Regions from separate parts of the Homo sapiens genome. Here regions 1 and 2 are each linked to region 3. Evidence: chromatin loops called from intact Hi-C (ENCODE). Cell type or tissue: mammary epithelial cell. All regions are shown on one strand.

Region 1 (8,000 bases), 98 kb after region 3:
ACCTGTTCTCTAGGTTCCTTCCTTTGTTCTTGTGGCTCATTTGCTTCACAGGTGAAGCTGGTTACACTAGAGTAACAGTTCCCAAAGTGTGTTCCCTGGAAAAATGGTTCTGTAGCCAAATAAGCTTGGGAAATGGTGGGTTAAATATAACGAAGGGGGTTTTTCGACTGCACAACTTCTCAGAGCCTTTGGTGTGTGTCGTGACTTTGCAGAAGCAGGATTTAATACGCAGCATTCCCGTTCTTATTTGACCACGAGACATGTTTTTCCATTAAGCATCTTGCTGGGTCTGATGTTTTCTGGAACCCATTTTGAGGCGGTCTGGTCTGCAGAGAGTATGGGGAGCCTGGGTTCAAGCCTTGGCTCTTGACTCTCAGCAGAGCCTTGATTCCCTGTGTTGCCTGGACTGCACCACGTGTACCACATACCCGGTATGTGACGTTTTCCTCATCCCTCTTCCCACCTGCCGTTACCTCACAATCCACAATCTGCACCTCATCCATTTTTCTTCTGAGGCAAGCACTCTCTTACTAACTTACTTATCTCATCTGCATCCATGTTCTTCTAGGCCAGAAACTTGGGAGTCATCCCTCCCTCTTTGTTACTTCTTCTTCCTCTTTGTTACTTTATCCCCTCTGTTACTAAACATTCTTCTGTGTTTCCAGCTATTTCTTTTATTTTCCCTCGGTCTCCTTTGGGGTTTCTTTGCCTCCATCTCTCCCAGACCTTGGTTCACCTTCCATCGAGTCCCTTCCTGGGACATGGGCACTCATGCCACTCCTGCTACCTTCCACTTCGAAGCTAACTCCCTCCACACTGACGTCCCCAACATGCATGCATACACACACACACACACACACACACATACACACACACACACACACACTTCCCCAGTTAGGCTAGAATCAGAGAGATGATGTCAGCCATTTGTCCAAGGCCACGCAGCTGGGAGGTCACAGAGCTAAGTCTCAACCTCAGGGGTTTTGAGAAATTGCCTTCTCATCCGTGATCACTGATTTCTACAACAGCCTGTCAGGAAGTCTGGGTAGAAATTACTTCCATTTTACAGTGGAGTCAGAGCGGGGAGGGTCCTGGGCAGGCGAGTGCTTCACAGAGTGACCAACCATCTAGGTTTGCCCCACACTGAAGGGGGTTTCTGGGGATGGTTGGTCACCCTAATGCTGGATGTGGTGCCTGATGCTGGGCAGGAGGGCCCTCTCCGTGGCCACGTTGCCTCCCAGGAGGAGACATTTCCTCTGCAGCTGCAGCTGCAGCCTGGCCATCTGATGCAGCCTGTGGAGCGGTGGCGAGTCCTGTGGCCTGCTAACTTCTCCCTCCCTCCACCTCTCTAGTGGGCCCCATGCTGATTGAGTTTAACATGCCTGTGGACCTGGAGCTCGTGGCAAAGCAGAACCCAAATGTGAAGATGGGCGGCCGCTATGCCCCCAGGGACTGCGTCTCTCCTCACAAGGTGGCCATCATCATTCCATTCCGCAACCGGCAGGAGCACCTCAAGTACTGGCTATATTATTTGCACCCAGTCCTGCAGCGCCAGCAGCTGGACTATGGCATCTATGTTATCAACCAGGTGAGGCCTGGGAAGGTGGAATGAGAGAGGGTGTGTGTGCATGCAGATGTGTATCAGATGTGTGTGTAATGAGGGCAGGGGAAGGGGAGTGATTTCACAGACACCTGGCACTTACAGCGAGGAACCAGCCCCCCAGCCACCACCAGTGCAGATGAGGTAAACGCCAAACAGTGTGCTTGCCTATTGCTGTCAACTCTATAGCCAAGGGAAATGCTGGAGTGTTTTCGTTGTTCTGTTTTTGTTTTCTGGAAGTAGCCTTCCAGCAAGATTGGGAAAAAAGACAACCCTAATTATTCCAAAGTACACACTGATTATTCCCTGGCTTTGTGTAGCTGTGTATTTTCCTTTTAAAAATAAAACCACCATTTAGATGTCAGACTTTTAGGTAACTTCAAAGTTTATCCAGTCAGTCAGAGCGTGTCTCCTGGGGCACCTGGAGACAGTGCCCTTAGTTCAGGTCACATGCCTACATGCCAGCCCCTGGTGAAATATCTGGAGAAGTCTGATTCGTGGGCCATCTGAGAGTTATGTGGACTGGGCCGAGTCTGAGAAAAAGTTTCTCACTGCTCGTCTGATCCATATGTGTTGGGCTTTAGCCCTGCTTAGGAAAGTAATGCTAAGGATAGGTCAACTTTCATCACCATGGCATGGAGAATCAGATTGATCTAAGAGGCATCTTTATTGAAATAAATTTTTCAGTTTATTTGAGGAGCATTATTTTCCCAAGAGTATAACTTTGATATTTCAAGATTACCCCTAACACTTAAATTCATGTTTTTAGACTATAACCTCCTAGGTGCAATGACACATCTAACTTATCTAAGCACCCAGTTTCATTGAAATTCATTTGAAGAGTCTGAGTACGCCCATTTCTACAAGGCCCAATGTCCATTTCATTTCGAGATAAACTCTGCTTTAGGTAGGAGGATTGTTGGCAGTTTACGGCTTCCATCAAGGTCAAGGAACTCTGTGCACCTTCCCTATGACCCCAGGGGAAGCACTCGAGGACTGCTGTGGCATTGTGCTGCATCACTTGCTGCAGGGAGATTCTGAAGAAGTGTAAGGTCTCAGTCCTGCCCTGTCCCGAAGCCTCCAACCCACTTCTGGCAAGTGGGACCTTCCCAGGGAACAATTTGTTAACAGACCCAAATATCCTGTGATTGGATGGTGGCTGCCAAATGCTTTGGAAGCTCAGAGGAAGGAGAGAGAGCAATGGCTTGGAAGAACCAGGATATAAACTAGGTTCTAAAGTCTGCAGGGAGATGGGCTTCTCAGCTGGGGCCAGTGAGCAGGGACCTTAAGGCAGAAAGGAGCCTTGCATGTTCCTGGAAATTGAGATGCCCACTGGGGTAGGAAAGCACCAGAAGCTCTGGGACCAGGTGTCAGAGTTAAGCCTGTGAGGCAGGAGAGAGCAGAACAAGCCCTGTTACAAGGAAACTGAAGCAGGAGAGCAGGTGGTGGGCAAACCCCTTGAGGCTGTTTGAATTCTTCGGCCAAGTGAGGTACAGACCAGGGCCCTATGAACACCTGCAAGCAAGACAGCCACGCAGTTGTGGGTCACCTTGGAAGAATATTGGAGAATGCAAGAGAGAACAGGTAAATGTCCTGCAAAATGCGGGTCACTTTAACCCAACACATATTCATTTAAGAAAAGCTCTGTGATTGAGAAACATTTGTCTGATGCCAGTTAGCACATACCAATGACGGCAAGATTCAGGAGCCTGTTATTAAAGCAGTGGCAGCGAGCACCTGGAAGAGGCGGCCACCATCACCAGGAGCCAGCAGGGATGACTAATAAGCCGTGCCAGCTGCATCTCGTTTCTCTCTTGACAGTTGCTATGCCAGTAGATGAGGGATGTACTGTGGATACAATGCTGTCATATCTTATTCAGCAGGGCATCTGATAGCATCCCACAAATCTGCCTGAGTAGAAGACAGACAGCTGTGGTCTGGGTGCCATATAGGTAGGTTAAAATATATATTTGGGCCTAGGCGCAGTGGCTCATGCCTGTAATCCCAGCACTTTGGGAGGCCAAGGCAGGCGGATCACTTGAAGTCAGGAGTTCAAGACCAGCCTGGCCAACATGGCGAAACCCCGTCTCTACTAAAAATACAAAAATTAGCTGGACATAGTGGTGGGCGGCTGTAATCCCAGCTACTCGGGAGGCTGAGGCAGGAGAATCTCTTGAACCCAGGAGGCAGAGGTTGCAGTGAGCCGAGATCATGCCACTGCACTCCAGCCTGGGCAACAGAGTGAGACTCTGTCTCAAAAAAATAAAATAAATAAATAAATAAATAAAATATATACTTGGGTAAAGAGGATAAAAGAGTTAGCGATGATGCTGAATTTTTGAACTGAGGTGGCTGTTTTCAAGGAAGACTGGAGGGTGGGATGCTACGTCTAGATATGTTGCAGTTTAGGTGAATGTGAGACTTCCCTGTTTTGAAGTCAAATATTGGACCAGTAAAATCTAGCCATCAGCTTAAATTCCTATGATACAATTTACATACTCCCCAGGCTCAACACAGTAGATTTCTGAATGTCCTCTGCCAGCTACATGCTCCTGCCCACCTCAATCCGAGTAGATGGAACAACTAACCAAGCCAGCTCAGACCGGTGGCACAGCTGTGCTGGCTAACACTGGGCACCACCTAAGAGAGTGCTTCTCCAAAAGTGTGCTTCCCCAAATGGAGCGAAATACGCTTGAGGAATGTTGGGTTGAACCATGTAAAGCAGGTCTCATTCCCGCAGAGCCTTTGGTACCCCGGTGTACACTGTAACCCCAGAAGTGTTTCCTGAGCTTGCCTGACGAGACAACTTTTCCAAGAACCGTCTCAAGTGATGAGTGTTTTGTGAGTCACACTTTGGGGAAAGCGGGCCTAAGTTAGCATCTCCTCCCAGCTGCCTCCCTGCTTTCCCTGGAACACTAGGAACTGCCCGTCCTCCCTCCCTCCCTCCTCTTCCCACTTCACAACTTAGCATCAGGAATATTTTAGTTTTGGTTTTTCAAACATATATACCTCCTTTTTTCTTATCTTGTCAATATCATCTTTTTTTTTTCTTTGCTTTTCCTCATACTTTTTTTTCTCTTCATCCTTTCCTTCTCCAAGGGTTAACTTTCCACCTTAGGAGAATCTTTTCTGCTTTTTCTCCCACTTCCCCAGCTACTCTCTTATCATCTGCTCCAATCTCACCCTAATTGATCATTTTGGGAAAATATGGTCAGAGTCCAGATAACTAAGTTGAGAAATGCTTAAACTCTGCCATACCTTTCCAGTAAAGAATATTACCTAATAAATAATAAAATGGTAATGGGAAACCTGAACCCTGAAAAAAAAGAGGTGGAAGGAGAAACATTTGGAGCACATCCTGTCTACAAATTAGGAACTGCCTGTGTTATCTGTTTTATGGTTATATTCTAGAAGAAGAAAGGGATTTTGTAGCACCTGGTTTTGACCTTTCTGCACTGTTTGTTGAGCAAATAAACCTTATGGGCTGTTAGCCCTCTTTATAGCCTCTCAGCTTATCCCTGGCCCAGACACCCTGCTGTCATTTTGACTTTTCATTCCCACACACACATACACATGCACACACATGTACACACACACACATACCATTTAAGATTAGACAGAAGTAATGCTCAAAATGGAGTGGCTTCTGAGACATTTAGTCCAAGGGTTCCCAAACAGGCTTTTCAGTATCAGATTTCTTTCTGCCCCATTGAAATGCTACACAACCTTCCGCTTACAGCAGGTCACAAGGGTTTCATTCTACTTGAAGTAGGGGCCATGTCCCATTTCCACTTCCTTGGCTTCCCATTCAGTCACTGCTAGGATTTGCCTAGACCCCTGAGGCCAGACAATGTAGAAACTTCTGCTCCATGTCACAGGTGAGGAAACAGGCTCAGAGAGGGACAGGCTCCGAAAGTCACATAGACAACAGTAGGGCTGCGGCTCAAACCCCAGCGTCTGACTCCAGGTTTAGTGCCTTCTCAGGGCATCAGTGACACTCCTCATGGCCAGGGTGCCCCCAGTGTTGCTCACAGTCTGGTATCCAGGGCTGAGAGTGTGCTGTGTGCTCAGACTGCCTGGGTTCAGTCCTGGCACTGCCACTTTACAGTCAGTGACCTCAGGCAGGTTACTTAAGCTCTGCAGGCCTCAGTTTCCTCCTTGGTGGGGAGGGTTATGAGGCATCCTTCTCATGGTAAACCTTCAGTAAATACCAGCCGTTACTAGGAGGGTCCACTCCTGCCTCTCCACTCTCCATTCATCCTGCCTGTTTCCTCTGCCTGCTTCCTCTGCCTGCTTCTGTGGTGGTGAATTCTTCATGGCTCCCACCGCCTCCTGCTGCACCCCCACTCAGGGCCCGCATCAGGACCCTTCCTCCTATTGGTTTGAACTCCTTGGAGTCAGAGGGTAATGGATAGTGGAGTGAGCCAGGTGGCAGAATCTCAGAGGCCATCCCGGGCCTATAAGCCTCTTCAAAATAGGGCCACGTATCAAGCTTTACACACAGGAGTGAACTTTCACAAGTTGTTATGACTCATACTCTGTCTATAGTAAGCTGTTAACCACTCCCATTTGGCTTATGCCTCTGTAATTATTGTACTAACTTATATCTTAAAATAAGGATATTGAAGGAATGAGCCGGGAGAGGCTTTCCTGGTTGAGATATAGAAGAACAAGAGTTGCTCTTTTTCCTTAAGGTCTCTCCTCCCACCCCTGACCTTAGCTCACCAGCATGGGAGAATACTATTTGACTCCTTGTACTCTGAGACGTGGATTTCAAGATATAGCATTCCAACTTCAACGGCAGCAAGAAAAGAAGCAACAGAAGGAGAAGACATCATAGCAAACAGGGATGCATGCTGCATTTCCTAATACTCAAACCCGGAAACGAGACTTCACTCAAGGTGAAGGGAGGGCAGGTCACCACCTGGTAGCACTAGCCCTAAATTAAGGAATGCAGAATGTTTGTGGGATTGCCCATCATAAAAATTACAAAATGAGTAAGGAATGCAGGCACAGCTGGCCAGGTGGGTTTGTCACAACCATGGCAGCCCTTTGCCCCACAGCCAGTACACAGAACTGGTCTCTCCAATTCCGATTGCATATCTTCTGGCACCTCTGTTCCTCTCCCTCAGCTGCCCAGGATTTTTCTGGTTCTGACCATGTTACTTCCTCTTTTAAACCTGTTAGCATTTCACGACTGCCTACAGGCAACGGTCTAAATGGTCGGAAGGCCCAAGCTTAGCATCCGAGACCCTGACCTACCTCCAGCCACTTCCTCCTCCTCTCCACTTCACTGGACTCCCCATCTCCACCCAGACACCTCTGTTCTCCCCTCTGTGTGCCTTTGCTTATGCTGTCCCCTGTGTTCCTAGTGTGTCTCTGGCTATCTTTTAAGCTTCCCTCCCCAACCTCATTAGTTCTGTGGAGCCCCTGGAATAGAGCTGACTTCTCCTTCCCTGCTGCTCCCAGGCTGCTCAGAACTTTCTGGAAAGGGATGATTATCTGAGTTCCAGCCTCACCCCAGCCCCCGGACTCTGAGTCCCTCATGTCTGCCTCCCTTCTTTCTCTCTGACCACACAGCTGGTACATAGTCAGTACAGACGCAGTCAGTGAGTGGAGCACGGGGCTTCTCTCCAGGATTCCTGCCCCTTTGTTTATCCCTAGTCTCAGGACTCCCTACTCCTGGTCTTCTGCCTAAATCTGTGCCTCTTGGAAGTGAAGCCTCCGTTCCCAGTGGGGCCAGGTCCTGACCCTTGGGAACTTGCAGGATCCCTCCCTTGGGCCTCTCCCCGAAGCTTCCAGCTCAATGCTGACCAGAGCACAGGCTGCCTGTGACAGTCCTTGGGGTGACCTCCCTTATCAGGAAAAATGCAGAAAACCTATTAATACCTTAGCCTTGTGATTGTTAATGGTCACAAAACTCCTTTAGGGTCCTTTGGACTCAGCACCTTTATGGTCTCACTTTGAATTTTGAACCTCCCACCTCCCCCCATCCCCCAGAGTAAGGCAAATGGTCTTCTGATTGTTCCTGCAGAGGGAAGGCTCCACAGGTAAGCACACGATGGCCAGGAAGCAGAGCTGGAGCCTGCCTGAAAGGCTGTGGAGAAATGGAGGGAGGGCTGCCCTGAGGACTCTGTCTGGCTTTGAAGTTTTCTACTGTTTCCTTTTCTTCTGTGCACTGTTTTAGGATGATGGGGTGATAGTTCCAGGCTGGTTGAGGATGGATTTGGAGACAGTCCTTTGTACCCTCAGTGAGCAAGAGTATCTGTCACCCTACCTCAGCAGTTGTCTCTGTCACTGGTCCAAGCAGCTGGTTCCTACACAAGGTCAAGATCAACTGGGGAGAAGCAGACTCCTGGGTCTATCCCATTAGTGAGGACAGCTGCCTGGGCTTATGGCC
Region 2 (8,000 bases), 490 kb before region 3:
TCTTGTGCTGGTTTTCAAGGGAATGCTTCCAGTTTTTGCCCATTCAGTATAATATTGGCTGTGGGTTTGTCATAAATAGCTCTTATTATTTTGAGATACGTTCCATCGATAACCTAGTTTATTGAGAGTTTTTAGCATGAAGGGTGTTGAATTTTGTCGAAGGCCTTTTCTGCATCTATTGAGATAATCATGTGGTTTTGTCATTGGTTCTGTTTATGTGATGGATTACCTTTATTGATTTGCATATGTTGAACCAGCCTTGCATCCCAGGGATGAAGCTGACTTGATCATGGTGATAAGGTTTTTGATGCTGCTGGTTTCAGTTTGCCAGTATTTTACTGAGGATTTTCTCATGGATGTTCATCAGGGATGTTGGCCTGAAATTTTCTTTTTTTGTTGTGTCTCTGCCAGGTTTTGGCATTGGGATGATGCTGGCCTCATACAATGAGTTAGGGAGGATTCTCTCTTTTTCTGTTGTTTGGAAGAGTTTCAGAAAGAATGGTACCAGCTCCTCTTTGTACCTCTGGTAGAATTTAGCTGTGAATCTGTGTGGTCCTGGCCTTTTTTTGGTTGGTAGACTATTAATTACTGCCTCAATTTCAGAACTTGTTATTGGTTTATTCAGGGATTTGACTTCTTCCTGGTTTAGACTTGGGAGGGTGTATGTGTCCAGGAATTTATCCATTTCTTCTAGATTTCTGAGTTTATTTGCATAGAAATGTTTATAGTATTCTCTGATGGTAGTTTGTGTTTCTGTGGGATCAGTGGTGATATCCCCTATATCATTTTTTATTGCATCTATTTGATTCTTCTCTCTATTGCAATTCTTTTTTTTTTTTTTTCTTTTTGAGACTGAGTCTTGCTCTGTCCCCCAGGCTGGAGTGCAGTGGTGTGATCTCGGCTCACTGCAAGCTCCACCTCCTAGGTTCATGCCATTCTCCTGCCTCAGCCTCCTGAGTAGTTGGGACTATAGACACCCGCCACTGTGCCTGGCTAATTTTTCGTGTTTTTAGTAGAGACGGGGTTTCATCATGTTAGCCAGGATGGTCTCAATCTCCTGATCTTGTGATCTGCCTGCCTCGGCTTCCCAAAGCTCTATTTCCATTCTTATACATTGTGAGTGGGAATAAAAAATGGTATAGCCAGTCTGGAAAAGTTTGGCAGTTTCTTACAAAGTTAACATGTATTTGTCTTATAACCCAGAAACCCCACTTCCTAGAGAAATGAAAACTTAATGCTCACATAAAAACCTGTGTATAAATGTTCTATTGATAATTCTATGATTATTTGATGTTTTATTCATAATTGCTCCAAGCAAATGTCCTTCAACAGGTGAATGAACAGGTAAATGCATAAAGAAGTTGTGGTATATCCATACAATGAAATACTACTCAGCAGTAGAAAGGAATGAACTATTTACACATGCAGCAACTGAGCACTTTCCAAGGCATGATGCTGGAGGGTGGGGGAAGGAAGTAGTCTCAGAAGTTTACGTACTGTATTTCTCATTTTTGAGAAGATAAAATACTGATGAAGGATAGACCTGTGGTTGTCAGGAGTTACGAGTGGGAGAGGCTGTGATTATAAAGGGAAAACATGAGGGAGTTTTTGGGGGTGTGATGGCACTATTTTGAATCCTGATTGTGGCAGTGCTTATGTGAATCTATACATATGTTAAAATTATAGAACTGTACACCAAAAAAATAAATTTTTGTGTGTGTATATATATATATATATATATATATTTTTTTTTTGATAGGGTCTCATTCTGTTATCCAAGCTGGAGTGCAGTGGCACGATCATGGCTCCCTGCAGCCTCGAGCTCCTGGGCTCAGGTGATTCTCCCACCTCTGCCTCCTGAATAACTGGGACTACAGTCATGTGCCACCACGCCTGGCTAATTTTTTGTATTTTGTAGAGATAGGGTTTCACCATGTTGCCTAAGCTGGTCTCAAACTTCCGGGCTCAAGTGATCCACCTGTCTCAGCCTCCAAAGTGTGTGAGCCACTGTGCCTGGCCTGTCTGATGATTTAAAGAATAAAATTAATAAAATTATAGAAGATGAACATTGGATTCTGATATGGGCCTCCAGTTCCTCCTTGCTAAGGTGAGGCTGATGATCTGTAATCTATGCAGCCATTATCAAAATGCTGACCCAGTATTGTGCCTCAATTCTGAGGCTTATGTATTTTGATCTGCTTTCTTGCTTTAGATCCATTATGACTGAGAAAGACTTCTTAAATTTTGCTTTTCCATCCCAGAAATGACTGATTCCAACCTTTCTCCCCAGCTGCTCAGCATGGGCCTCCAGCTGTGCTCTGCACACTCTGATAGCAGAGAGCTTTTATTCACCCCCATTTTTGAAATATAATTTCCATACAATATAATGCATAGATCTGAAATATATAATTCAATGAGCTTTGGCAAATGTATACAGTGGTGTGTTCATACATGTTTTACAACTGGCTCTCTGGTGGGATAAAAAAGCCCTGCTTTGTAGTGTTTGCCAATTTCTGGAGTATAAATATTTCCACCGTGGTGGATTCCAAGCTATCAATGTGATGTTGACTGGCTTGCAGACATCCTGAAAAATTAACAGTCCACTCTCTTGATGGTGCCAGCGGGCTTCAGCACACCACTGCCTGTACATAACTGTGCAATCAGCACCCAGATCAACATTCAGGACATGTCCATCACCCCACAAGTTCCCTAGTGCCCCTCTGCAGTCAATCCCCACGCCTATCCTGTGCGGACAACGATTCTGATTTCTACCACCATCAATTAGATTTTCATATTCTAGAACTTCATGCAAATACAGTATATTTTTTGGCCTGACTATTTTTGCCTCAGATTTGAGAGTCCCTCCTATGATGTTTATCTGGTTGTTTGTCTTTTTCATTGCCCAGTAATATTTCATTGTATGGATGTAGTATCGTTGATTCTCCTGTTAATTGGCATTTGGGTTGTTCAAAGTTTTGGGCTTTTCTGAATAATCTTGAAAGTACTTGAGAGGCTGTAAAAAAGAGGTTCTGATATTCCTGGCAAAACTTTCTGCTGGGAAGAGGAATAGATCCTGAAGCTTCAGATTTTACTGGCGATAATGAAAGAGCATCTTTGAAAGTGTGTAGCATGCGGCAGACATTCAATAAATGTTAGTGGAGTCTCACTTTGGCAGAATTCTGTTTCTAGGATCTGTGCCCAGAAATAGATCGTCTTTTACAGAAAGGTCAGAATCAACCATTCTAGAGAAAATTTAAAAATACCTCAGAGAGATTCTGTCTTCTCATTTGATAAATCCATTTCAGGAATATTTCACAATTCTAACAATTAGAAAAAAATGGCTATGTGATATTTTTATGTTATACTTTAAAGTCTACCTATTATATATATTATCTTACTTCATACACATTTAATTTTCATTTTATGCACATTGTTTTATTTAACTTTTGCTACAATGCTGCAAGGTAAATGTACTTCTACTTTACAGATAAGGACAAATGAGGCTTGGAAATGCTAAGTAACTTTCCTAGCTCACAAAGCTAGTAAGAATTTGATCGCAGTTGCCTGACTCCAAAATGCATGCGTTTTCCTCTGCAATGTGCGGCCCCACCATGTTCACACCTCACTACAGACAGGAAGCACATATTATTCAGATAATCGCTACCCATTTTCCATTCATCCTCGTTTTTCCAGTGAGCAAAACATCTTGTACAGTCACTTTCTTTTTTCATTTCAGAAGTACACTTTGAATAGGCTCAATATGGCCTGATTTAAGCAAGCAGAAGGAAAAATCCTTACAAAGTCTGTGTGGGCCAATCAGCAATGAGATGGAGCATTCGGCAGATGGCGCTGTTTCCACACGAGTGTAACGGCGGCCACAAGCGTTCTGCCGCCAGGGGGCGCCGCGTTCCGCCGGAGAAGCGTGGCTACCAGATTCGCGGCCCAGCACGGGCTGCAGGGCCCACGCCTCCTTGGCGGTGCGTTCTTTCCCTCCAGGTGGGACGCTGCAGGCCCAGCAGCTCCCTGTGCCTCCAGATAGCCAGGGCTCTCACGTGGATAGGCTGCTGGACCAAGCTCAGTCCAGCAGGCCGGCTTCAACAGCTTCTGCTCAGCTATCCCGGACAGCACAGGACTGTGCAGAGCCTCCCCTAAACCTCATTCTTTTCAAGGGCAAAGGGAAGCACAGCAGCGTTTGCCTTTTCTTGCCAAGTTAGCACGGAGGAAGTTTCATCAGGGAGAGGCAGGGGCCTCAGAACAGGGAGGCCGCAGGGCGGCCTCGGCAGGTGAGTGCTGGCAGCCCGTGGCCTGAGACGTTAAGCACTGTGGGGAGAAATGGAGAAAGAAGCTCCTTGAACATTAGGCCCACTCCGGTGTGTGAAGCAACTGGCCCTTGAGATGAGAGCAGCCTGGTCTTCCCTTCTTGGTGAGGCTTGGGCCTTTTACATATTCCCACACAATGGAAATACGCAACCACTTCCAACTGGGTCCCAAATTCTCAAATGTCTCGACTACAGGACTCTAGGGACACAGCCTCCTCCTTAAGGATTTGTGAGATGTCTGTAAAGAAAAGGAAAATTTGTGAACCTTCTCAGAAGAAGCCACAAAAGAATACTTAGAGGCAAAAAATTACTCAGGCTGACATTTGAGAGGCTCTGGTTCACTGGTTCAGGCCCCCTTCCCAGGCTGACAAGGGTTGAGAGGCTCTGGAAGGACAGAGTCCACGGGAGCTGTGCTCTTCTGCGAATTCCGTCCAGCCATATTCCTCCACACCTGCAAAGTGGTGGAGAATGTTCTCTGCTTCACTCCACCCCAACTTGGGCATTGGAACAATGACTTCCTCATTGGGTTTTGGTAGTTTTTCCATTATGTTTTAATTTTGCCCTTTATATGAAGTGCTATATTTTGTTTTAGAATAGGCATTACATTGGCTCAAAAATCAATTCACACAGAAAGGTATACAGTGAAGTCTTACTTCCACCCCAGTTACAATCTCCTCCACATATGTGCACAGCTAATTCATTTTACTAGTATCTAGGGTACCCTTTACCAGAGTTTCTTTAAGATACTGCAAGATAGCTTAATCGCATTGCAATCTTGCATACCAAATTATATGCAAATTATGCATATAATTATGCAGACCAAAGTCTGACAGGTGCAGACCCTTGCGTATTCTCACTGAGTGTCTCCTGGGCTGCTCCTGCTGACAACCCCCTCTCCTCTCTCTATGTGATCTAGATCCATTTGAGAATCCTATGAAAGCTTTGGACCTTTCCTGAGGAAAATGCACCTAGGCACACACCTATACACATTGGCATTCAATTTTGGTGGGGGTTATGGGCTCTGTGAAGCCCATCTGTACCCTTGGTGATCACACCCCCCTTCTAAACTGTTATCTATTTAGAGCTCTGGGCAGGCACTTGGCTGAAAGCATTATGCTTCCTTTCAGAGGGAAGTTTCAGCAGGGCAAAGCCTGTATTACTGATCTCTGCTGTTTACAGAGATCTCAGTCTCTCCTCGGACCGAGGGGCATTGGTGCAGTGGAGCTGGGACCTGAGCTGGATCCTAGCTCTTAGGTAGAGTCCTGAGACTTTCATATGTCCTTTCCACAAAGTGAGTCTCACGAACAGACCTTATCCCGGAGGGTCACGGCTTTTTTCACAGAGATGGACATTGAGAGATAAGCACCCCAGGAACTACACAATTACAGTTGGGAGGAATATGGTGAAGAAAAACACCGGGGCCAGGACATCTTGTGTCACAAGGAGGCCTCCCAAGAGAGTGACATCGATGTGACGGTGTGTCCTTCAAGCCTGGGTCCAACTCCCATGTGGGGAGTGGCTGCCTTGGTCCCCAAGCCCATCATCCTGCAGGCAGTCCCTCTGACCACAAGGGGGCCTGCTGGAGCCTGGCCTGGCCCAGCCCTTCCCGCCCAAAAACACCTCCCAGTCTGGTCCCTGCTGTTGGTGACTCAAGGAGCCAACACCTGTCTCCAGAGGTCAAGGCCACCTTGAGGATATAGGGTGCCCCGACACTCCACACACGGGGCATGGAGGGAGTCTCCCGGCCGGGCCAGCCCCGGCTTCCTCTCAGTGGAATCTCTGCTACATGGGAGCCCTAGCGGGCTGGCTGGACCGACCCAGCCCCTGCCCCTGGCTTCCGCTTCTGCCCCACTTTGCTTCTTTCCCCCACGGTTGCCAGAGAGCCGCTGCCAGTTTTCCCAGCACATTGCTCACAGGAAATTAGAGTCCGAAGGTGCAAGATGAGAGAGAAAAGTCATACCTGGAATAACTGAAACCACTGGGGGCTGCATTTCCAGCTCCACTCGCCCTGTGCAAAAGCACTGAGACCCCACCTTCCTCGCAGGCTCCTGCGACACCCTCACCAGTGCTGAGGGTGCAGTTCCACCATGGACCATGAGGGGCTGCTTGCCCGGAGCTCCTGGAGGGGGCTCCCAGGGCCTGGCTCAGCTGGGAGAGGACAGAACACAGCAGGTAGCATCCGAAGCTTTACCTGTTGGCAGAGTGTGTGGTGTGTGCTTTGAGTAACATGGAGCAGGTTCAACAGAACCAAGTCTCTTCCTCTCCAAGATTCAATCACACCTAACGCTCTACTGCTGGAAACTCATCAGCCAGGCTGTGTCCTCTCTGCAAGGCACTCTTTACAGACCACTATAGAGGCTGCCTTTCTTTGCTGCTTTGCAATGTAGGAAGTGCTTCTGGTACACACCTGATGGTCTCCCCGTGACACTTCTGGAAGGTAGGCACTCGCGAGATAATTTTCTTTTGGCTGATGAGGGACTCTAGGACTGGCACCCAATTCCAGGTTGCCCACTTCTCGGTTTGATGTCCACTCCATTACGTGGTGGCCAGTACCACTCAGGCGCCTAGATGTGAATGAATCTGCCTGATGACTGGACTCCATGGCAGCAAAGCAGGGCAGCCCAGCAGTGTTAGGGAAGTGGTGAGTAATCCCTCAGGGGAAGGGAGAGCCAAGGCTCTGAAGATAGGAAGCCCACAGAGGAAGGAACCCCAGGCACGAGGGCAGACTTCCCTGTGTGCCAGGCAGAGTCTGCATTCTTGGGTGTGTGTGTGAGTTTTCACTCCTGTTAGTTCTTGGAGTTGACAACCAGCAATCACGTTTTGAATGGTCTCCTGGCCATGGATGGTGAACTGTGGGGTGTGTGTTCAGCGCTCTGTGCTGTTGCTGTTGTGGGAGCAACACCCAGAGCTCCATCGAGCCAGTATGTCCAGCTCTGTCTCTCTCAGCTAGCCTCCAAAATCTCTTCATGAGGGCATGACTCCCACTCGTGAGGGCTCCGCTCTTGCTCCCTAATCACCTCCCAAACATCCTACATCCTAACACCATCACATTAGCAGTTATGGTTTTAACAGATGAATTTGCAGGAGGGAAAAGACACACAAAAATTCCACTCATAGCACCCAAAGTGAGATTTAAGGTGATGCAAGAACACAGCATTAAATTTCATTGAATCGCACTAATACACTCTATTTAGTAGTAAGATGAATTAGTCAAAGACAGTCTGTTTGGTGAGAATAAGCACATAACATCTAACACCTACCAAACTCTCTTTTTATGAAAGAGAAAGCAAGCTTCAGCTTTGGCCCTCTTAAAGCTGGCAATGATATCTGGTTATATTAATAACGTTGTTTTTGTTTCATCGAATTTATTTTTATGCTTGGCTACCTTCTATTTACCGTAAGTGATGCCAATTTTTCTTTTCGGCTTATGATTGCAAGATTCCTTCATAAACATATGAATCTAAATTAAAAAGTGAGTTTAAAGAAACGTATTAACTAAATAACAGAAGGAATAATATACAGATATGGAAAAGTCTGAAGGTATGGAATTCTGTACTACCCCCAGAAGCTTATGAAAGCTTCTTTTTTCTAAGGAAAATTCCCTCTATGAGAAGAATTCTGATGCCAACACCAATCAATTTCTGAAATCTACTTCGATTCATCTCTTGGGTCAGTTTGTTT
Region 3 (8,000 bases):
TACAATCAGGACACAGATGACCTAAAACAGGGCTCAGGCAGGAAAGCTGGGCAATTCCTGCATCTTCTGCCCCAGGTCAGAGTGAAAACCTGGGTCCTGTGCCTTGGCTGGGCCAACACTCCCCAGCCTCACCCAGCAGCCTTCATGCCATCTGCTTAGATTGGCCTGGTGCCCAGCTCCTTGAGGTAAACAGCCACTCCTTGATGACGGCAATGCTGGATCCATCAGGTCTGAGTCATGGGTTCTGCTGATGGGTGGTGGGGACAGAGGCCTTGTTTAGCTTAAGGTGGGGGAGCTGAGCTCCAGCAGAGCTTGGGTCTGCCAGATGGCATGGCCAGCATGGCCAGTTTGCCCTGGGACCACCTTCCCTGGCCTCCAGCTCACATCCTGCTCCACCCTTCCTCCAGCCCAAAGTGCCCCCACCTGCCTGGAAACCTGTGTGAGCTACCCAGGTGTGGGCATCCCCTCCAGGGAGACCTGGTCTGGACTGAGCCAGCTCCACAGCCTGTCCTGGGCCCCTCAGCCACCCAACTCTATGTCCCAGGTCTAGAGCCCACCTGCCCATTCCACTTGGTCCAGAGCTGTAGGGGGCAGGCAATGGGAGGACACTACTTTAAGGAGAGGTTTCATCTACTTTTTTGGGATTTGACTCCAAGGAATGCTCAGTGATGAAATGAGCTGAAGTCATCCCTCCATGGGGGCATCCACTCTACCATTCAATGGACACTTATTGAGCACCTGTTGTGGGGCACCAATCACTATGCCAGTCCCTGGGACTCCAGAGATGAGTGAGACTTGGACTCAAGGAGCTTGCAGTTCACCAGTGGTGGAGAGGTGGAATGGACTCTTGAGCAGGAATCTATAAAATGCTGTGGTGAGAGCTGTGATAGAAATAGAGATATTCCTTCCACCCCATTATCCTATGGACCCCCTTCTCAATATGTCCAAAAGTCAACTTTCCATCTTCTGTCCACCCAGAGCTGCCCTACCTCCCAGTTCCCCCACCTGGGTGGACAGCACCACCATCACCCCACTGCCTTAGGCTAATCTGGGGACCATCCTGAGCTTCTCCTTCACCTCTACATTCCAGGAACCAGGTCTTACTGATTTCACCTCCTCACCACCTCTCATATCCATCACCTCCTCTATATTTCCCCTAGTTCAGCCTCTGCGATCTCTCACCTTCATTACTCATGCTGTTTCCCTGCCTCCAGTCTCACCTCCTCCAATCCATTCTGCTTCCAGAGCCATCTTTCTGAATGCAAAAATGACCACATCATCCCTCTGCCTAATATTATTCAATTACAGATAGTCAATTCAACTAAAGTTACTCAATCACAATGACTCAAGCATGAAAACCAAGCTCCTTGGTTTGTATGACATAAAAGTTCCGCCACGACTGGTCCTCTGTTGGCCTCTCTAACTTCACCTCTGGCCACTTGAGCCTTCACCCCATCCGATAGAACCACCTGCAGGCTTTTACGCCTCCAAGCCTTTTCTTATGCTGTTCTTCCTGATTGGCGTGCCCCTCTATTACCTCCCCTTGGGCTCTCCTCTCAGACCCTCAGCCCACTCCAGTTTGGGGACCATGTTTGCACAGACATCTATCCCAGCAGCAGCTGTAATGTTTCATGACCTTATCTTGCCTATGTGACTATCTCTCATATTTCCTTAAAGAGAGGAACAGGGGGACATTTAAGTCACTTCATATCCCCAGTGCTCTGCCCAGGGCCTGGCATGTGTGTGTTGACTATTTGAATCCATCCTGCACTGGATGAAGTCTCAGGACAGTAAGGATGCCAGCTTCAGATGCTTGGTCTGCTGGACTGAGGGCTTGAGGAAGCTCTGAGGACAAGCTGGACTCTAGTGGGTCCACTGGGTCCAGCCAGTGACATCCTATGCTGTGTCCATATAGGTGGGAACAGAGGTGGCACTCTATTTCAAGGACCACATTTTCTACTAGCTCTTAGCCAACCTGGCTGGGGACCTAAGAACTTAGTATCTCCTCTAAGACCTGAGTGTGGTGCTTTGTCTCCATAAGCTACCCCAAGACCATCTGCTGAACTCACAGGAAACAGTTTCAGTGCCTATCTTCTCTCCTGGTGCATGGACTCTTGGCTTGATCACCTCCAACCATAAGGGATTATCATACAGACCCATCGAGGAGTGGGGCTGCTCAAGAGACCTGGTGTTCTGGGACCTTGTGCCATCCAAACATTTCCATTCATGGACATAACCAGTGGCTCAAGTCCTCTGAGCATACATACAAAAGAGCTTAGAACAAAGTCTCTTGATACCCCCTTCCGTTCCAGAGCTCTGATGGCCTTCAGAAAAATCAGATTATCACAGCCTGGTGCAACATGTCACAACTCCAGACCACTATGAATTTTGATAGGGTCCTTGGGTTGCAAGCAACAGAAGTAGATTTTGGCAAACCTCAGCAGAATAATAATTTTCCAGAAGGATGTGGTATTGTCTTAGGTTGGACTCAGGGGCAGACCATGAGAAAAGCACATTAGATTCCAAATCATTTTCTGGGAGGCAATCCCACGAAACACCTGCAGGAGAGTGGGAATAAGGAAGGCAGGGAAGGGAACTAATAATGTATGCATCGCTGAGGTTACCACTGGGGAAACTGGGCCTCAATCCAACCAGGGATGGCTGGGACACTGTGTGGCACACATGGCAGAGTTATCCCCACTGAGAGGTGAAGGAATTGGGGTATATATCCAGCAACTCCCAACAGTCGCTGATTGAGGGCTGCTGGAAGAGAGACCATTAACTCCCTGGCACTATCGGCTAGCTCCTTTCATGTCTCTGGGCTCCTAGAGAAAGCCTCCGGGCAAAGGATTGCAAGGGTTGCACAGGGAGGCCGCAGGTATGCACAAGAATGGGGAGTGGTAAACAGTGTGGGTGGGACACTGACAGTGCCTGCTACCACAGCTGCACAAAAAACTAGGTGACAAGCTGAAAAAACTATGCCCCAAAAGAACTGGGCTCAAAAAACCTAGAGTTATGTGTCCACATTCCGTTTTTTTGGTTTTTGTTTTAGAGACAAGGTCTTGCTCTGTTGCCCAGGCTGGAGTGCAGTGGTGAGATCACGGCTCACTGCAGCCTTGACCTTCCTGGCTTAAGCGATCTTCTCTCCTCAGCCTCCCAAGTAGCTGGAACCACAGGTATGCATCACCATGCCCAGCTAATTTTTTATTTTTATTTTGTAGAGACAGGGTCTTCTTATGTCGCCCAGGCTGTTCTCGAGCTCCTGGGCTCAAGTGATCCTCCCAAAGTGCTGGCATTATAGATGTGAGCACTGTGCCCAGCCCATGTCTACTTTCTGACCAGGGAAGGGAAGGCATTTTTATGGACAGTCCCTTATTTGTATCCAATGAAGGTAAGTAGGTCTCCAAAGAAAACCTGGGATTCTATTACCGAAAGGAGGAATGTTGCTGGTCAGACAAAAGCCACAGATGTTACTAAACCTTCCCCACATGCTTACTTTGTTTTGTTTTGTTTTGAGACAGAGTTTTGCTCTGTTGCACAGGCTGGAGTGCAGTGGCACGATCTCAGCTCACTGCAACCTCCGCCTCCCGGGTTCAAGGGATTCTCCCACCTCAGCCTCCCGAGTAGCTGGGATTATAGACGCGCACCACCACACCCAGCTAATTTTTGTATTTTAAGTAGAGACAGGGTTTCACCATGGCCACATGCTGATCTTTCACTTGTACGATGAATTCGCTCACAAGAGCCCAGGGCTTCATAAAGCTGGCCCAACAAGGGCCTCCTGATGGCTCCTGGACACAGGGGTGCCGTTGTCCAGAGTAACAGCTCCCAGACTCATGTTGGAGTCCTGAGTGCTGCCTCCCTTCTGGGCTGTGCCAGGGGTGGGCCAGGAGGCAGCCATGCCATCAGAACCTGGGCTCTGGAGTCTGGACACCTTGTCTGTGTGACCTTGGGTGTGTCATTGCACCTCTGAGCCTCAGTTGCTCACCTGTAATCAGGGCTACTTCATGTGGTTGTGTGGAATGTGTTCTGTTCATCTCCAGGGGGTGCCATTCCCCTTAGATTCCATGGGCCCTGTAGTGTGCACTTAACTGGAGTGGGGGCAGGTAAGGTATCCAGCAGCAAAGTTCAGAGGCCATGCAACCTGCCCAAAGGATCCTGGGGTGTGCTGGGGAGAACCAGAGTTTTGTTCACAATCTCCCACTCTCATACTTTTCTTTGGGGGGGCTGTCATCATGCTCTCCCACTTATAGACAGGCTTACTGTTTGCTATTAGGGATGGGGAGGTATGGCTGCAGACCGCTTTTCCCAACTTTGTGAACTAAAGGAACAGAAGGGACTTTTCTCCTCTCCCCACAGCCTCCTTCAGTGTATAAAAACCCAAGAGGAGACTCTGATTGGGTTGGGTAAGTCATGTGCTCATCTCTTGAACCAATCAATGTGGCCTGGAAATTGGGCATCTGTGATGGGCCGGGCTGAGGTCACATGTACCCTATTGTTGCCAAAGGAACAGGATAAAATGATTAGCGATTTTGGAGCCTGGCAAATGGCACAGCCTCAGAGCCCAAAAGGCTAAAGTCTTCAGTCGGTTCCAGGAGCCCTGGAAATTCTTTCCTTTTCATGATGTTTCTTTTCCATATCCAAGGTGGCCCTGGTTGGTACCCACCCTCTTAAGGCAGACTCTCTTCCAGGCAGGTGCTTTCAACATGCCCATGGGCACTGGTCCAAGGCAGGCAAGGGAGAGGTCTAGTTCTCATGCTCAAAGGCGCCCAGTAAATATTTGAGGTGAGTCAGTGCGTTGACAGGTGAGGCCTCAGGGCTTGTCTGCCCCTCCCTGGTGATTGTCTCCACCTGACCCTCAAGCTGCCCGAAGATCTCTGCTGCCCTCTCCCTGTGGTGGGTGTGATCTGGGCATGGTCCCCTGCCCAGGGTCTCCTGCCCACCTCTTTCTTCCCAGCCTCGAGGAGGGGTCCTTAGATCCGCACAAGGAGTTCCCCCTCTTAGCCTCTTAACCTGGCCTTATAATTCTATCTATTTTACAGACGAGAAAATTAAGGCTCAGAAAGATTAAATGACAAGTTCGAAGTTTCCAGCATTGTAAGTGGCAGAGCCGGCATTCAAAACAATATCTGATTTTAAATCTCAGACTCTTACCAGATTCCTCTGCCCACCATAGATTCTGGTTTTAAATACATACACCCAGAAGCCCATCCTGGCCCAGTAACTGAAATAGCAGGAGCTGAAAGAGCCGCACAATTTGAAGTGAGTTTCGTGGAAAATTCTGTGGTCCAGCCTTGGCAGGAAGTTGCCAAAATAGTCGAGTGTGGACCACAGGTGGAACCTCCTTGCATCTGGGCCCAGCTAAGGTCTAGAGGTCCCTGAATATAGACCCTCTCCAAAAGGCAGTCATTCCAGGGGGTCCAGGCAGAAGGTGGGAGGAGCTGCCACACATGCCCCACGGCACTTATAGGTTCAGCAGGCAGGACCCATGTGACCCCAGCTTGGCATCTTCCCAGACACAGCCACTGGCAGTATCTATGACCAGGCTGAATTTAGACACGGGGTCCAAAATACTGCTACTCATCCCACCACCGACCCCAGCAACCTGCACCCTCCTCACCAACATTCACATAGTACCTGTGCTGTCCTCGGCATTGTTCAGAGGGTACACTGCTCCCTTTGCAGAACCTCTCCTGTCTGGCCCTCAAGGCCAACCTCCCCCTCCCTTTATGGTGAATGGGGTATGGGCATGGAGTCTCCTGCCGTCTCTCCTCTTCCCTCCCAGATTTGAAAAGAAGTCTTTGGACTCTCACCAGGATATGTGATATCCTGATATGTCCAGCCTTAGGGTCTTCTGCTGTCCCTTTCTGAGAATCTGTGCTTGCTGGGAACCCAGGACAGCTCCAAGGACAGGAAGGACTGAAGGAAGGGGCAGTGTGGTTTGGAGAAAGATCCCAGATTCAGGAATACGACAGAACCGGGTTTGAACCCTCATTTGGCCACTCACTCACTGTGATAGGCAGACCGATGCTCCCATCCCCCCAAATACCTACCTCCTTATCCCCCAAACCTGTGAATATGTTACCTCACATGACAAAAGGGATTCTGCATCTGTGATCAAAGGAAGGATCCTGAAATGGGGAGGTTATCCTGGGTTACCTGGGTGAGCTTGGGCCATAAAGTTCTCATAAGAGGGAGGAGGGAGAGTCAAAGAAGGAGCTGTGATGATGAAAGCAGAGTGGGGGGTGATGCAGGCCTGGATCCCAGGGTTAGAGGCAGCCTTAAGAAGCTGGCAAGGGCAAGGGACGTTTTCTCCCGTAGGGCCCCCAGAGGGAGAGCAAGCCTGTGCCCCATTTCTGACTCTGACCCCCGAGTGGAACAGAATGCATTGATGTTGTTTGAAGCCTCTGCGTTTGTGGTAATTTGTGACTGCAGCCATGGGGTGTGAATCCACAAGTTCTGTGACCTCAAGCAAATTCCTTAACCGGAGAGCCCACATTCCCTCATGGGGTGAGGGTGCCGTGGCTCATGCCTATAATCCCAGCATTTTTGGGAGGCTGAAGTGAGAGGATTGCTCGATCCCAGGAGTTTGTGATCAGCCTGGGCAATATAGCGAGATCTCGTCTTGACAAAAAATTGTAAAATTAGCCAGGCATGGTAGCACACGCCTCTAGTCCCAGGTATTTGGGTGGCTGAGGTGGGAGGATCGATTGAGCCTGGAGGTGGAGGCTGCAGTTAGCACCACTGCACTTCTGCCTGGCCTACAGAGTGAGACCCTGTCTCAAAAATGACAACAACAACAATAATAACGCCTACCTTGAAGTGTTGTATTAAAAAGTATATATTAGGGCTGGGTGCGGTGGCTCACACCTGTAATCTTAGCACTTTGGGAGGCCAAGGCGGGCATATCACTTGAGGTCAGGAGTTCGAAACCAGCCTAGCCAACATGGTGAAACCTCGTCTCTACTAAAAATACAAAAAAACATTAGCCTGGCATGGTGGCGGGTGCCTGTAATCCCAGCTACTCAGGAGGCTGAGGCAGGAGAATCGCTTGAACTCCGGAAGGGGAGGTTGCAGTGAGCTGAGATTGCGTCACCGCGCTCTAGCCTCGGTGACAGAGTAAGACTCTGTCTCCAAAAAAAAAAAAATTAAACGCCTGGCTCATAACAAAACTTAATACATGATGCCGTTATGAAAAGGAGGAAGAGAGAGGTGAGGAGAAACAGAAAGAGGAAGAGGGAAGAGAGAAGTTGGGTGGTGAAGCTACAGCCAGCCCCATGTTCTGGGCAGCTCCAGGCAATGCGGGGCCCATGGAAACCTGCCCATCTCTTCACCTGGCTTTCATTCATTTTGACTTCAGGACACTCTTATTCTCCTTAGAAGGGTCAGGGCCAACCTCTACTAATAGACCCCTATGAAAGCTTTCCCTACTGAATGAAGAACTGCAGTAAAAAACAGGTATAAGAGCCTGCCCCAGTATACGCCTCTGGCACTCCTGTGGCTCCACGCCACCAATGCACAGCAGCAGATTTGTCTTTCCGCCTTTTTAACTTTCCAGGCTTGACCAACAGTAGCCTATGCAGAAATGTGCAAGTCACAAGCTGAATCCTTCTTTTGTGAAGGAATTGAGCTGGTGACCTGAGAGAGCTGGGGTGTGTGTGTGTGTGTGTGTGTGTGTGTGTGTGTGTGTGATTTCCAATTGCCTCCAATTTCTCCACATTCTCAACATTTTAACATTCTAGTGAGTGTAAAGTGATATCTCATTGTGGTTTTAGCTTGCATTTTCCTGAAAACTAATAATGGTGGGCACTTTTTCCTGTACTATATAGCTACTTATATATCTCCGAATGTTGATTCACGACTTTTTGCCTATTTAGATAAGCTGGGTTGTTCATCTTTTTATTGCTGATACAAATACATTGTTGGTGGATGTGTAAAATGATACAACTTATTTGGAGAATTGTTTTTCGCAATTAAAAAAATTACACATCTATCCATGC

Evidence for each region. Hi-C counts contacts between places; a loop is a spot of excess contacts. Peaks named below come from ENCODE experiments on the same cell type or tissue, not always from the same donor. Only the 100,000 strongest peaks of a DNase experiment are listed, where the experiment ranks them.
Region 1: a loop joins it to region 3, with 2.8 times the contacts of the local background. A loop is called at or near these places in 13 of 110 quality-filtered maps.
Region 2: it touches region 3 in a loop (27-fold over the local background); 3 of 110 quality-filtered maps call a loop at or near these places.

What each region holds. Positions count from the first base shown.
Region 1 is chr9:33,128,777-33,136,776 of GRCh38, reverse strand. B4GALT1 (beta-1,4-galactosyltransferase 1) reads left to right here. Exons shown (of 6, transcript NM_001497.4): 2 at 1,353-1,588. LOC124902141 (a long non-coding RNA gene) reads left to right here and starts at 4,528. Exons shown (of 2, transcript XR_007061455.1): 1 at 4,528-6,501; 2 at 7,788-8,000. In mammary epithelial cell, no CTCF peak of the experiment used is centred here; DNase peaks (open chromatin) are centred at 4,416 and 6,116; H3K27ac peaks cover 480 bases.
Region 2 is chr9:33,718,148-33,726,147 of GRCh38, reverse strand. It overlaps UBE2R2-AS1 (UBE2R2 antisense RNA 1), which reads left to right. Exons shown (of 5, transcript NR_170204.1): 5 at 1,760-2,063. Among named protein-coding and RNA genes, the nearest start is that of PTENP1-AS, 45 kb to the right of the region's middle. RefSeq lists enhancers at 3,638-4,137, 4,138-4,639, 5,965-6,054. In mammary epithelial cell, CTCF peaks have their summits at 3,844 (motif pointing right), 5,885 (motif pointing right) and 6,412; a DNase peak (open chromatin) is centred at 3,897.
Region 3 is chr9:33,226,359-33,234,358 of GRCh38, reverse strand. No RefSeq gene overlaps it. Among named protein-coding and RNA genes, the nearest start is that of SPINK4, 9.8 kb to the left of the region's middle. RefSeq lists enhancers at 1-956, 7,094-7,263. In mammary epithelial cell, a CTCF peak has its summit at 4,889; DNase peaks (open chromatin) are centred at 188, 2,858, 3,418 and 4,758; H3K27ac peaks cover 4,395 bases.